Linked DNA regions of Homo sapiens: region 2 is linked to region 1. The links are chromatin contacts, found by Hi-C or POLR2A ChIA-PET in ENCODE. All regions are on one chromosome and are shown on one strand. Each heading gives the region's core, a stretch centred on a gene start or an enhancer-like site at or near the end of the contact. The rest is flanking DNA. Distances are from core to core; before and after follow the strand shown. Region 1 overlaps PDSS2 (decaprenyl diphosphate synthase subunit 2). Region 2 overlaps SOBP (sine oculis binding protein homolog).

Evidence for each region. A loop is a pair of places that touch in the nucleus more often than their neighbours do. ChIA-PET counts read pairs that join two places held with the same protein, here RNA polymerase II (POLR2A). Pooled maps may share reads with other maps.
Region 2: a map of Calu3 shows a loop between it and region 1 (2.4-fold over the local background). The contact joins two enhancer-like sites. A Hi-C loop is called at or near these places in 2 of 168 maps with a recorded cell type or tissue (Caco-2 and Calu3) and 1 of 50 pooled maps. POLR2A ChIA-PET finds 5 or more read pairs at or near these places in 3 of 52 experiments (A673, WTC11 and activated B cell).

Annotation. Positions count from the first base shown.
Region 1 is chr6:107,150,335-107,157,199 of GRCh38, forward strand. It overlaps PDSS2 (decaprenyl diphosphate synthase subunit 2), which reads right to left. Exons shown (of 8, transcript NM_020381.4): 8 at 2,228-4,443. The coding sequence ends at 4,285. Among named protein-coding and RNA genes, the nearest start is that of BEND3, 38 kb to the left of the region's middle. Within about 2 kb of position 2,422, at least 2 of the 41 ENCODE cell types and tissues checked have a DNase peak (open chromatin) inside an H3K27ac peak, as active enhancers do.
Region 2 is chr6:107,654,512-107,661,376 of GRCh38, forward strand. It overlaps SOBP (sine oculis binding protein homolog), which reads left to right. Exons shown (of 7, transcript NM_018013.4): 7 at 3,696-6,795. Among named protein-coding and RNA genes, the nearest start is that of SCML4, 170 kb to the right of the region's middle. RefSeq lists enhancers at 3,018-3,595, 3,344-3,393, 3,596-4,172, 3,634-3,823. Within about 2 kb of position 3,745, at least 21 of the 41 ENCODE cell types and tissues checked have a DNase peak (open chromatin) inside an H3K27ac peak, as active enhancers do.

The DNA.
Region 1 (6,865 bases), core at 1,172-3,671:
CTGAACTGAGGTGGTCACGGGCACCCAGGGGCAGGCTGCAACATGAAATGCTACAGCAAGTTCAGGGCAGAGTGCAGGGCCACTGCTAGAGCTGCTCACAAATTCCAGTGAAGACACCAGCAGTGAATTTTTTTTTTGTTTTTTTGAGATGGAGTTTTGTCCTTGTTGCCTAGGCTATAGTGCAATGGCCTGATCTCGGCTTACTGCAACCTCTGCCTCCCAGGTTCCAGCCATTCTCCTGCCTCAGCCTCCCAAGTAGCTGGGATTACAGGTATAAGCCACCATGCCTGGCTAATTTTGTATTTTCAGTAGAGATGAGGTTTCACCATGTTGGTCAGGTTGGTCTCGAACTCCTGACCTCAGGTGATCCGCCTGCCTCAGTTTCCCAAAGTGCTGGGATGACAGGCGTGAGCCACCATACCCGGCAGCTGTGAACTTTTAAGAATCCATCTCAGTAGAGCAGCGCAGCAAGAGGCCTGATGCATTTGTTCAGCAAGTATTCTTTGAGTACCTAAAGTGTGGTGCTGATCTAGATAATGGGGACCTGCTAGTGAATGACCGATTGTAGGAGGTAAGGAGTTAGTAGACTGTAAGAAGGTTTGCTGGTAAAGCTGGGGGAAGAAATGGAGGTGGAAGGATAAACAGGGTGAAGTAAGAAGTTTTATTTTAGGTACAAGGAGAGCTGAACACACTCACAGCCAGCAGAAGAGACACTGAAGATTCAAGAATAGAGACATGAAGGAGACAGGAGGCAACAGGCTTGAAATCGTTGGAAAAAAATGTTGTTTTTTTCTTTTTAAAAGCCAAAAAAAAAGAAAGAGGCACTACTGGGAGACCCTCAGGTGGGAGGTGCGGTGGGAGGACAAGCCAGTCAATCAGAGGTAATTTTCTCTGCCAGCTTCTGCATCTGTAAATAGGGGGATAACACCTACTCCCAAGAGTGTTTGTGGGGGTTAAAACAAGTGAGTATATTCAAGGCCCCTAGCAGAGTGCCTGGGACATGGAAGCCTGCATTAATGTAGCCTTTAGTATACTTTTTTTTTTTGAGATGAAGTTGCACTCCTGTTGCCCAGGCTAGAGAGCAATGGCACAATCTTGGCTCATCACAACCTCTGCCTCCCGGGTTCAAGAGATTCTCCTGCCTCAGCCTCCAGAGTAGCTGGGATTACAGGCGTGCGCCACCATGCCCAGCTAATTTTGTATTTTTAGTAGAGACGAGGTTTCTCCATGTTGTTCAGGCTGGCCTCAAACTCCCGACCTCAGGTGATGTGCCTGCCTCAGCCTCCCAAAGTGCTGGGATTACAGGCATGAGCCACCGCACCTGGCCAAGTATACTTAACAAAGAAGAAATGAACAGGGAGGAGAGTTCATGGGCCTGGAGTGAGTAGTGAGTGAGGTTTGCAGGAGCCAGCTGACAATTTGGGGGGTGCTAGGCAGAGGAAAGCAGGACAATTGCTAATGAATGAATTCTTCCCTCTAGCAGGTAACTGGGGATGGGGAAAGCTGGAGAGGGGCCAAGGACACATTCTAGAGCCATTAATTCTACTTACTGCCTCCATTAGCCACACCCAGGCAGCAGCAGGCTGAGAGGTGTGATTGAGGAATGTTTCAGTGCCCCAAATTTCTCCTTAGAGATTGTCTGAAACTATAAGAACTTCATATGTGCTAAGAAATAAATATCCCTGAAGAAGGGGCAGGGAGAAAGGCTATTGGTCTTGTATTTTGGAGTGAACTAGCCAACTTGTTATGTTCTGTAAAAGCCTGCCGTGATGCTGAGGAAGTGAGAATTCTGCTAAGTGGGGCCTGAGGAAGGAGGCCAGCCACCCCTGTGGGGGAGGCAGAGCTCTGTCACTCAGCAGGCAGCAGGGGGCTACTGCTCCCAGGGATCCAGGTTCCAGGGAGTCAGGATGGCAAGGTACAGGAGATGGGATAAAGGACACGAGAGCAGCTGGGAAGATGACAGGGAGGTAGGAAAGGTCCCGAAGAAAGCAGCAAGGCAGGTGTTGAGACAGAAAAGTCCAGGGTTACATGTCACATAGGAGAGCTGGAATCCTTTAGGTCATGCAGAGGCAGCTTGGCAGGAAGCTTGCCATTAAGCTCTCTCCATTCCTTCAGGGCCTCTCTTTGGGTTTCACCTTCCCTCCTCCCTGAACCTCACACAGCATCTTTGCTATTTAGACAGTCAAGAATAGTAAACTTTCAGAAAATAAAACAAACCTGGAAAGAATTTCATAATTATCTTGTTTAATCTCTTTTTTTTTTTCACACTTGACTTTCAGGTCAACTTTTGAATCTCATTGTACAGATGAGAAAATTGAGGCTCAGAAGGAAGTGACTTGTGCAAGGTCATACAGCAAACCAGATGCTAACGCAGAATAAGAGGCGCCCTAGGATCCTGCCTGGTGCCCTGCAGTGCCCGACCATCTGCTTAGTAAAACCTACTGCTTGCTGAAGTTCCTGCACATCCAACCAGCACACCTAACGCAAAGTATGACTTCTTTGTGGAAGTTAATGATTAAAACCTAGTCTGATCTAAAGCATCTTATCCATGGTTACTAATTAAGCCAATTTCAGTGACAGAAAGCATTTCAAACAGAACAGTGTTCTCTTAAGCTAAATCTATAGGCCTCAAATTATGGTGGCATAAACTGTACAATTATGATATTTTGAGTACACTTAAAATATTTTATAATACAATACATTAACCTCTGTAGCTTTACATTTTCTCTTCATTGCATGCCACATGTTGGGCCCTGATAAAATGGTTTTATAACTTTTGGGGGAGGGCTTTAACTAAAATAACTTCATGTAGTGTTTGAGCGAACTAGGTAATAAAATCTGTTTGCTGTATTCGCTGTCTCCAGATAGGGCTGTAATTACACCACATGAGGAAGAAAGGTAGCTGAGTTTCAATCTAGATCATTTATGTAAACTCAGCCTTCTTGTCAACGGTGTTCTCAAATTGCATGAGTGCAAACCTCAAAAATCATCTCCTATGAACCACACAGAGACAGTGTCCGATTGCAGGCCTGTGAGATTGCTTATATTCTTTCTGTAATTGGATGTCTGTGGTTCAAGACCAAAATTTGACATTCTGAGGTTAAAAGAACACTCTCACCAATGAATTCCCTAGTACAAAAATTCTGTTTCTGAAACTCGTAAAAATTAAAGTATGCCTTAAACCAAAGTATTACAAATGAATACATTTCACTTGAAAAAAAGCTCCTTTTTCCTTAAAGAAAAAAAAAATTTGGTTCTTTGAAATGTGTTTGAATAAAAAAACTGATCTTCAGGAAAGAAAAACAGACTATTCCTAATATAACCAATTTAACATTTGATAACATTTTAATCTCCTACTTCAAGTATTTGGCAACTTTTCGGCAATTTCTCCAAAAAGACATTATAAAAACCATAAAGCACAAAGTATATTCATACTGCATTATAAATCCAGAGACATGAGGCCAGGTGCAGTGGCTCAAGCCTCTAATCCCAGCACTTTGGGAGGCCGAGGCAGGCGGATCACCTGAGGTCAGGAGTTCGAGACTAGCCTGACCAACATAGTGAAACCCCATCTCTACTAAAAATACAAAATTAGCCAGGCGTGGTGGCAGGTGCCTGTAATTCCAGCTACTCGGGAGGCTGAGGCAGGAGAATCACTTGAACCCAGGAGGCGGAGGTTGCAGTGAGTCAAAACTGCACCATTGCACTCCAGCCTGGGCAACAAGAGCAAAACTACATCTAAAAAAAAAATAATAATAATCCAGAGACATAATTACAAGCCAACAAATAAAACATATTTTTCTCAATCCATTGAACTACTCTCCATTATGACAAATTGGTCACTAGTTTTTGATTAGACAATCCTCCCTGGTTGGTATTGAGAGCATTTCTCTTGACACCTGCAGCTTCCAACTTGCTTTGTCCTCTCTAGCAGGAAAAACCACAGGCCACCGCCCTGGCGCCATCCCTGGCTCGGTCCAATCAATAAGGACTTATTTCCTGTCCATTTGCTGAGGTCACAGGAGCGAATCTCATTAATTATTTCTGCGACTGCAGCCTCAAGTGTGCTTCTGGCGTGACAAGTGAAAACTGCTTGACCTTTTTTTCTTCTAATTTTGTTTGTAGCAGTTCCAAAAAGAAAGCAGAACTCATTTAGCAATGTGATAAAAGGAAGGAAAAATGCATATGTTTTAAAAGTCATTAACGCATCGTGAAAGCGCTCCCAATCAACCTCATTCCCTAGGATTTTCAGCTAACTAACAATAGTGTCTTTTTAATTTGATGTCATGAAAATCTGGTCACAGCAAACACAATGTTTTCTAAAGCAGATCTGGCCTCCGAGGGAGGAAAGCTCTCCAGGGCCTCCAGTGCCTTGTTTCCATGGTAACGACACAGGTCAATAGCTGAAGTCACACCTTTGCCAGCTTTGATTCTTTCTCGCAACTGTTAAGAAACAAATGCATGATAAAAGTCAGTTTTAAAGGTACACAGTAAGCACCACAATTAAATTGGGGAGGGGAGATGGAAAACAAAGAAAGGGAGAAATAGTATAGATTGAGTATTTCTGCTACGTTATTTTCTGGAAAAGAGGACATCATTTCCCAGTGATCTTGAGGCACTCATTCCCTAAGGCTGCTTGGTGTCTGTGCTCCAGAGCAGCACAATAGGTTCCAATCAGCTTAATTACAGCTCCTCCTGACTCCCATCCCTTAATATCTTGAAATGTGCCATGCTGGGGGATGGCAGTAAGAAGGCGGAGGGCATTTACATCTCTGGCATTTTGAATTCAGCAGCCTGATATTCTTCCCTTTTTTTTTTTTTTTTTTAAAGAGATGGAGTCTCGCTCTGTCGCCCAGGATGGAGTGCAGTGGTGCGATCTCGGCTCACTGCAACCTCCGCCTCCTGGGTTTAAGCAATTCTCCTGCCTCAGCCTCCCACATAGCTGGGACTACAGGCATGCGCCACCACACCCATCTAATTTTTGTATTTTTTAGTAGAGACAGCGTTTTGCCATGTTGGCCAGGCTGGTCTCGAACTCCTGACCTCAAGTGATCCACCTGCCTAGGCTGCCCAAAGTGCTGGGATTACAGGTGTGAGCCACCGCACCTGGCCAGCAGCCTGATATTCTTATGTGAGGAAGGCTTCACTAATATCTTAGTTAATAACTTTTTTTTTAACACCATATGTTGACACAATAGTCCATATGAAAATTCAAGAAAGACACATAGTATTAGATCTGAATGTTACTTTTTTTTTTTTTTTTTGAGACGGAGTCTCACTCTGTTGCCAGGCTGGAGTGCAGTGGCACAATCTCTGCTCACAGCAACCTTCGCCTCTCGGGTTCAAGCGATTATCCTGCCTCAGCCTCCTAAGTAGCTGGGACTACAGGTGTGCACCACCACGCCCAGGTAACTTTTGTATTTTTGGTAGAGAAGGGGTTTCGCCATGTTGGCCAGGCTGGTCTGGATCTCTTGACCTCGTGATCCCCCTGCCTTAGCCTCCCAAAAAGCTGGGATTACAGGCATGAGCCACCTTGCCCGGCCTTTTTTTTTTTTTTTTTTTTTTTTTTTTTTGAGACAAAGTTTCGCTCTGTCATCCAGGCTGGAGTGCAGTGGCATGATCTTGTCTCATTGCAACCTCCGCCTCCCGGATTCAAGCAATTCTTCTGCCTCAGCCACCTGAGTAGCTGGGATTACAGGCGCCTGCCACCACACCTGGCTAATTTTGGTATTTTTGGTAGAGATGGGGTTTTGCCATGTTGGCCAGGCTGGTCTCCGTCTCCAGACCTCAGGCAATCCGCCTGCCTCAGCCTTCCAAAATGCTAGGATTACAGGCGTAAGCCACTGTGCCCGGCCTGAATGCTTTTTTTTTTTTTTTTTTCCTGAGATGGAGTCTCGCTCTGTCACCCAGGCTGGGATGCAGCTATCTCAGCTCACTGCAAGCTCTGCCTTCCAGGTTCACACCATTCTCCTGCCTCAGCCTCCCGAGTAGCTGGGACTACAGGTACCCACCACCATGCCCGGCTAATTTTTTGTATTTTTAGTACAGACAGGGTTTCACCGTGTTAGCCAGGATGGTCTCCATCTCCTGACCTTGTGATCCGCCCACCTCGGCCTCCCAAAGTGCTGGGATTACAGGCGTGAGCCACCATGCCTGGCCAGTCTGGCTAATTCTCTAAGTCAGAAACCCAGACGTCTTCATTCCCCACATCCGGTTAGGCACAGGGGCAGTCTCAGGGTTGCTCATTCACAGCTGAACTTTCTGGCTCCCAGAGATTGGGTGTAGCCAGGTGACAAGTTCTGGTCTATGAGTTGTGAATGAGGGATGTCACTTTGTGGCTGCAGCATTTAACTGTCCTGTGAGTCCTTAGAGAGCTTTCCCTCTTGCACAGCTACCAGCCCACACTGGAGATGCTCCTTGGCCTGGATCCCTGAGTGACTGTAATGAGCACCACAGTGCCTCGCCCACCTGTGGCAGCCGAGGTTGTGAAATTATCTGTAGCCATTTTGACTGATAACAATGAATCCCAGTCTTTCTATCTCTTCAGAGCTCTCAAGTTTATCCTCTACTCCTCATTCCCATTGCCACTACATTAGTTCAGGCCATCATCATCTCTCACCTCAGTTAGTTTTTGCAATCACTTCCTAAAGAGTCTTCCCACCACCAGGTCTGCACCCCTGGACTCCATCTACTATGCTGCCAAGGAGATCTTAATAAAATGCAAAGACAATCTTGCTTAAACCCTTCCAATAGCCTTAAGAGAAAAGTCTAAGCTCTTTCATGAGGCATTTAAGTCCCTTGCCAAGCTAGCTCTTGCTTGGCCTCACTTTTCCCCCCTTTTCCTCCTTTATTTATTTATGTATTT
Region 2 (6,865 bases), core at 2,495-4,994, 510 kb after region 1:
GTTCATGGGCTTCCTTGTATACTGGTAACAGATTAATATTCAGTTGTTCAAGTTTATAATTCTACATATTTGATACTGGATTTTGTGGAAAGATTCCACAATCTGAGCATGTGAGAAATGGAAGACTTAATACTGAAGCTCACCCAGGCCCCCACTGCACAGAGGAAGAATCGAGGCTCTGAGGGATGGTGGCTGAGGAACACAGTGGAAGAATCGAGGCTCTGGGGGAGGGTGGCTGAGGAACATGGAGGAGGAATCAGGGCTCTGAGGGAGGGTGGCTGAGGAACATGGAGGAGGAATCAGGGCTCTGAGGGGAGGGTGGCTGAGGAACAGTAGAAGAATCAAGGCTCTGGGGGAGGGTGACTGAGGAACATGGAAGAGGAATTGAGGCTCTGAGGGAGGGTGGGTGAGGAACATGGAAGAGGAATCAAGGCTCTGAGGGAGGGTGACTGAGGAACATAGTAGAAGAATCGAGGCTCTGGGGGAGGGTGGCTGAGAAACAGGTCCAAGGTCACATAGCCAGTCAGAGGCATTTGTACTGTAACTCGGGTCTCTGTTTCGCTTATTGTAGTAATTTCCCCTTTGCACAGATGAAGACATTTAGACATGGAGGACAGTTTTTTCGTAAGATTCTTCTGCTTGGCAAGGACAAAACAGAACCAGCTCCAGACTCTGGAACTTCCTGCCATGATCACTTTCTAAAAATCCAAACTTATTTCCTCCCCACTCTGTTGGATTTCATACCTTCCATACCAATAAATATCAGAAAAGTGAAGCCCAAGCTTGGTTCTTCATTTTCATCGATTCCAGAGTCTTTTCCTGTGTCACCAACAAGGGGGCTGCCCTGAACCAGCCAGAGCCAGAAGGACAAATGAGGATGCCTTCAATACCGCCCCCTCCTCAAATGTTATCAGCAGAGAGGGACTTGTACTGCCACCATCTGGCCTTTGTGGGTGTCCCAGACACAGCAAGTATGTGGTGAGAGGGAAGGAAACAGCACAAATTGTCTACTTTACCATTCTCTTAAAATAAGCTTCGTGTGAGCAAGCTTTTCAGAGCAGCAGGACTAGGGCTGCGAAAAATAGAGTGTGGTGCAGCTGCACCCTTCAGAACTTTGGGGGAAAACACATATTATTTACCAGACAATAATAGATACCAGAGAATAATAATGATTATTATAGTGTTTGGGATGGCAAATGCTGTAGTTAAGGTTCCAGAATGGCTCTTATTATAATCCCGTTTTACCGAGTCTCTTGTGAAAGCCTGGAAATTTTCTTTAAGTAGGCTGATGCTGTCCGTGTTTGGTCTTTGTCCAAAGGTGATTTGAATATAAAGAAACTTACTGGAGAAACATTCATTTTTTTAAATAGTGATTGCATTAAAGAAAAAAGCTACATTATTAAAAAAGCAGTTGCAGCATCCCTAAGTAAGCAATTCAAAATGGCGGTGTTTCCCAGTTTACTGGAGGAAAATGTTAAACATTCTCCCTCCTCCCTTTTAAAGAAAGAAGGAGGCCCCCTCTAACTACAAGATTCAGTCACTCTTGGTTCCAGGCCCAGAGGTGGGGATGGCTTCCCTCCCTCCATAGCAACTTCCAGGCTGTGCTTGCTAAATGCAAAAGAATTGTTCCCAGAAGAAGTGACCCCGGTGTCTTTGGATCCACTTGTCATCTCTGCAGCTCCTCAATTTTTGTGGCCTCACATTTGATAGTGGCTCTTGGTGCTTTTATTTTTGTATCCCCTCTCTCCATTGTCACTTATTCTTGAGAAAGAAAGAAAAGAAAGAAAGAAAGAAAGAAAGAAAGAAAGAAAGAAAGAAAGAAAGAAAGAAAGAGAAAGAAAGAAAGAAAGAAAGAAAGTAAGTCAAATGTGAGCTCTTTATTCAGAAATAAATATCCACATTTCCAAATCTGACCATGCCAAATGAAAAGGTTTCCATGGCCTTGTAATTCCACCCCCATTACATATTTGTGGTGTTTTGCATTTTCACTTTGGTTATTTAATATACATATTAAGTACACACAGATCTGGTGATTTAATGTGATTGGGGGAACTCAGGCATTTCCTGTCGTGCACAGTGAAACTTTCAAACCTTGTTTTTGGCTGCTGCTGATTATTGTTGCCATTAACACCAGGATTTAGATAGCAGGGTTCAAAGCACAAGCTTCCACTTAGTCCTCCCAATGGGCATTTGACCTCCTCTTGCTCTTGCTAAATTCATGTTATAAACACTCCAAGCAAGCTTCCAGGTCTCTTTGTGGCTCCATTTCTTCACTATAAAATGAGGAAATGGTACTGTATTATCTCTGGGGTCCCTTCAAGTCCTACATTCTATCACCTCTCTGAAGTTATTTGTTCATTGTTCTAAGAATAATCTCAACAGTTGTAAAGATGTTTACAAGTCCTCTGTCACCACCTCACCTTAGCCAAATTTTACCCATTCACATTTCTGACAGCCTCATTTATTGGCAGGAAGAAAAGGTGCTGTTTTGGGGCATGGCAGAAGAGAGGCGCCTGACCCACTCATGTGATCAAAGTGTGTCGAGCGCCCACAGCGGGCCAGACTCTGAGCTACGAGTTGGGTGTAGAGACACGAGCAAAACAGACAAGCCCCTGACCTCTGGGGCTTTACCATGCAGTTGGCAGACTTCTAAGTGGCTGCTCCCAGAACTGACTGAGTGGCCTCAGGAAGCTCTATTTCAAACCAAGTGACTGGCGGCAAATGAAAGAAGGCTGCAGGTATCAAGAGGCAGAGCCTCATATCTCGGTGAATGTTGGGATGAGCATTCCCCAGAAACTGACTTTCCTGGTGGAAAATCCTGTTCAGAGCCTCTGCCCTGGGACCCCAAGGCTCTTGGTTGATTTATTTTCTTCCAGTCCAGTGCTACTGTTTGTTTTGGATGTGAAGAGATGTGAATGGCTCACCTTTTACAGGCAAGACCCACACACGGAGAAAAGCAAGCATTTCTTCCAGCTTAGTTGCCTTTGTGGGAAACTTCTGAAGATAGGTATATGTGTCCATGGTAATTTTCCACTTGCCAAAAAGTGAATCTATTGGCCCTCTTTTCAGCAAATACCAGAGCTGAGACATGGGGTTACAGGAGTGAGGTCAGGAGCTCCAGGGTCCTCCGTGACCTTGCCTGGCTTTGGAGTGACCTTGGGTGACTCAAAAGACCTCCTGCTGGGGCTGGATGCGGTGGTTCATGCCTGTAATCCCAGCACTTTGGGAGGCTGAGGCAGGAGAATCACTTGAAACTGGGAGGCAGAGATTGCAGTGAGCCAGTTGCACCACTGCACTCCAGCTTGGGCAACAGAGCGAGACCCTGTCTCAAAAAAAAAAAAAAGCCTCCTGCTGGTTAAGCATGCAGTCATGTGGAGGGGGAGGGTTGCTGGGTTGCAAAGGATGCTGTGGTCTTTGGGTGAGGGCGTGGTGTACCCTACTCATTATGGTATTCCAAAAAGCGACTTGAGTTTCATTTCCTCACACAAAGCTGGCAGGGCTGACCTGAGCAGACCGTGAATGAAACTCCTGTTGAAATCACGCTGTGCTGCAGCGGTTCTGGGGCTCATCCTAGGTCTGCCCTGGCGGCTGGAGAGTGTGCTGCTGTCTGACTCATGCCTGGGTTCTCCCCAGCTGGGCGGAGGGAGGGGGATCGGTCCAGTGGATTCTGACAGCCCCTTCTGCTCTTTTTCCAGGAACGTTCACTCACAGGGTACGCTCATGGAGAGAGGGCGCAGAGCAAACCATGTCACGCCATCCAATGACACCAGCTGGTCAGCTCACCACCCCCTCTGGCTAAAACTCAAGCAAATAAAGCCGCTTCCTGTCATTAAGCATCTCAGAGGAAGCAGCCCTCCCTCGATGGCCTCTAGCCCAGAGAAGCCCGCGCATCTTGGACCCACCAAGCAGGCCCAGCCTTCCTGCTGCCACCATCTCTGCTTCTCCCCAGAGGAACTTAGGGATTTCACCCCTGGCTTTTAAAAAAAACGAAATACCGACAAGCCACAAGGACCAATGTAGGTATTCTCCCCGCCCCATCTTCAAGGCTCAGCGACTGAGGCTGGAAGATGATATGGATTGGAACACAAAAAATCTTTTTTTAATCTTTTTAAAAACTGCTGTGGTTTTGCTGCTACACTAAGAATTGTGATTTGCATTGTACGGTTTTGGACCTATATTGTTCACGTTTTGATGGCGGAGAGGGGTGGTCCTGGAGGCCCAATGCTTCAGAGTCATCTCTGTCCTGCCCGGGATGCACTTTTAAATGAAGAGTTAGAATATTTTATTGGCTAATATACTTTTCTTGTTATTTTTACAAAGGCCACCTTTATCCTTTTTGATGCCATATTTTCAGTGTTACACTTTTATGGCTTTTAATTTTCGATTTGACAGATGTAAGAAGCAGCATGAATAGTTTATACTGTGGTTTTTCAGAGACTGAATGCCAAGAGAACTCGGTAAATGTTTATTCTTCTCAGCTTTCTCTTTAAATTCCCCTAAATAGCGCCCCATTTGGGAACAGAGCAAGAGTGTTGAACTGAAGACCAAAATGCCCTCAAGGTGTAAAATAATCCGAGGGGGAATATTTGCTGGGCGTCAGGAAAGACTCAGATGAAATTTCAACCCTGATGGTTTTCGGTGATCCAGGAAGTCAGTGAGACAATCTCTCTATATGCAGAGCCCTTTCATGATAATTAGAATGGTATGGACAAACCAATGAAAACAAGAGGGAAAGTGAGAAAGATCACCCATGATTCTGTTTCACTGTTTGCTTTCTCCTGTCATGGTTAAGAGAAATGTGCAATTCGATCCTCAATCAGTGGGTGGAGGATAACAGGGTAGATTCACTTGTGTGCACTTGTACAGTTGTAGCTGCGAGTCCAGAAGTCCTCTAGAGCATGTGTACTGGCACTGAGTTGGTGAGACAGTTGTGGAGTATCCCATTCTGATGAGTACAGAAAAAAAAAGAAAAAGAAAAGAAGAGAAAAAATTAAGAAAAAAATCAAAAAAGGAAGAAAACTAAAAAAAAAAAAAATCAAATCACCTTGTGATTCAGTGTATCTGTTTACTAACTCAAATAAAGCAATTGTTCCCTCTGGAGGGGTCCAGGTGCCCCCGCCCCACAAGGCCGCGGAGCCTCAGCAGGAGGGGTGGCGAGTTGCGGGTGGGCAGGGCCAGGACGGTGTGGCGCCAGCCTTGAAGCACCACGGCCCAAGGATGCGGTGTACATACTGTATTTCTAGATTCTCCTTTGTACAGAGTCACTTCACAAGTCAAGCTACTGTTTTACAGGTGCTCCTTATTTATTAGAGCTGTGAGAGCTTGGGGGACACACCTGGCGAGCAAGCTCGCTTTTTAAAAATGAAATTTGGGGGCAGGGGAAGGGGAGGCGGGAGGGAGGGGAAGCTCGCAAGCCCGGGGAGAGATTTATAAAAGTAAACAAAAGAAAACCTTCCAGCAACAAATTAAAAAATAATAACAAATCAACCCCAGCACCAAACCCACCCAGGCAGGAAGAAGCCGCCCCTCCTCTGGGGCCATATTTTTCTGCTGGGTCACAACATTCTCCTCTCCCTGACTGGTGTCAGATTCATCAAACAAAAAATAAATCTCGAAGAAAAAAAATGCACTTACATGTGCTTATTTGGCTTTTCTCATTATTATGACTACTGTTTTTTTTTGTTTTTTGTTTTTTGTTTTATTACAGAGGTGTTCATTTTTCTCCCCCTGGGAAACATTTTAAAAAATAGAACTAAGGAGTTTTAAAAGATGGTAAGCTACTGGGATGGCACTGTCTCTTCCTGACCTGCTAGACCACGCTTGTCTGCAGACAAGAGCCCACTCCGTCCGTTCCAGGGCCTGCTTCCTAACCATGCCCATCACTGACAGCACACAGTGCATGGGAAGTGAGTGTTTAGGCTGTAGACCCAGGTGTGGTGTCCCTTCCAAGTGCTCTTCAAGTCCTGATCTTTTTTGGCTCCAAGGGTTCAGGCCTGAGGTTCAAGAAGCACCATCAAATGGAGGCAAACATGCTCCACGGGTTCCACTCACATCCACACACCATCTCACCCCACTGACTAGAGAGACTTTTATTTCAGCCTTATGTGAATGGGGTGGGTCCGTTTGGCTCTTTGATACCTGAGTTAAATATCAGAAAGTTCCTAAGGTGGAAAGTATGCTAATATCTAGTTCTAGTCATTGTAAATCTAGTTCAGTTCTCTTGTTCTACATATGAAAAAACAGAAGCCTAGAAAAGCAACTCGACCTGTTCAGAGTCTCGCACTTAGTTGATTTAGCTTCTCAAAAAAATGAATGTTCATTAAAATCTGAGGCACCACGAGCAGCTCCCTTGAAGTGATCATCCTGTGGATTCCGGAGACCTGATTTTCTTCTCCCATGGAGCCCGAGAGAATCTTGGAGGCTTCCTGGTGCAGAGTTATATTTATGGCGGTGACTCCGTCTGAACTCTGCCGAGGCAAGCCCAGCCAAGGACGTGCCAGCGGCCGAGGCACCCGGCTGTGGTTGTCCTGATAGCATTATTCATCTGGTCTTGGCCATGGAGACAGTCATCCAGGATATTGATTTTGCTTTTGTCTGTAGTCCAAGATTGTCAAGCAAACATTTTGACCCTTCTGGAAACAAAAGGTACCTTTGTTCCAGCATAGAAAGATTCTGTGGCATCTCATAAGCCATCAGCACCCCTTTTCCTCCTCTTCCTTCTCACGATCTTACTGCTGTCTGAATGCACAATTCTCTTGGGATATCAAAACCATATATAAAGAGAAATAGAAACAATAATGTATGTAAGTGTGAATACGTGTCGAGCGTTTGCACATTAGTCTCATTTAATCTTCACAATAACCTT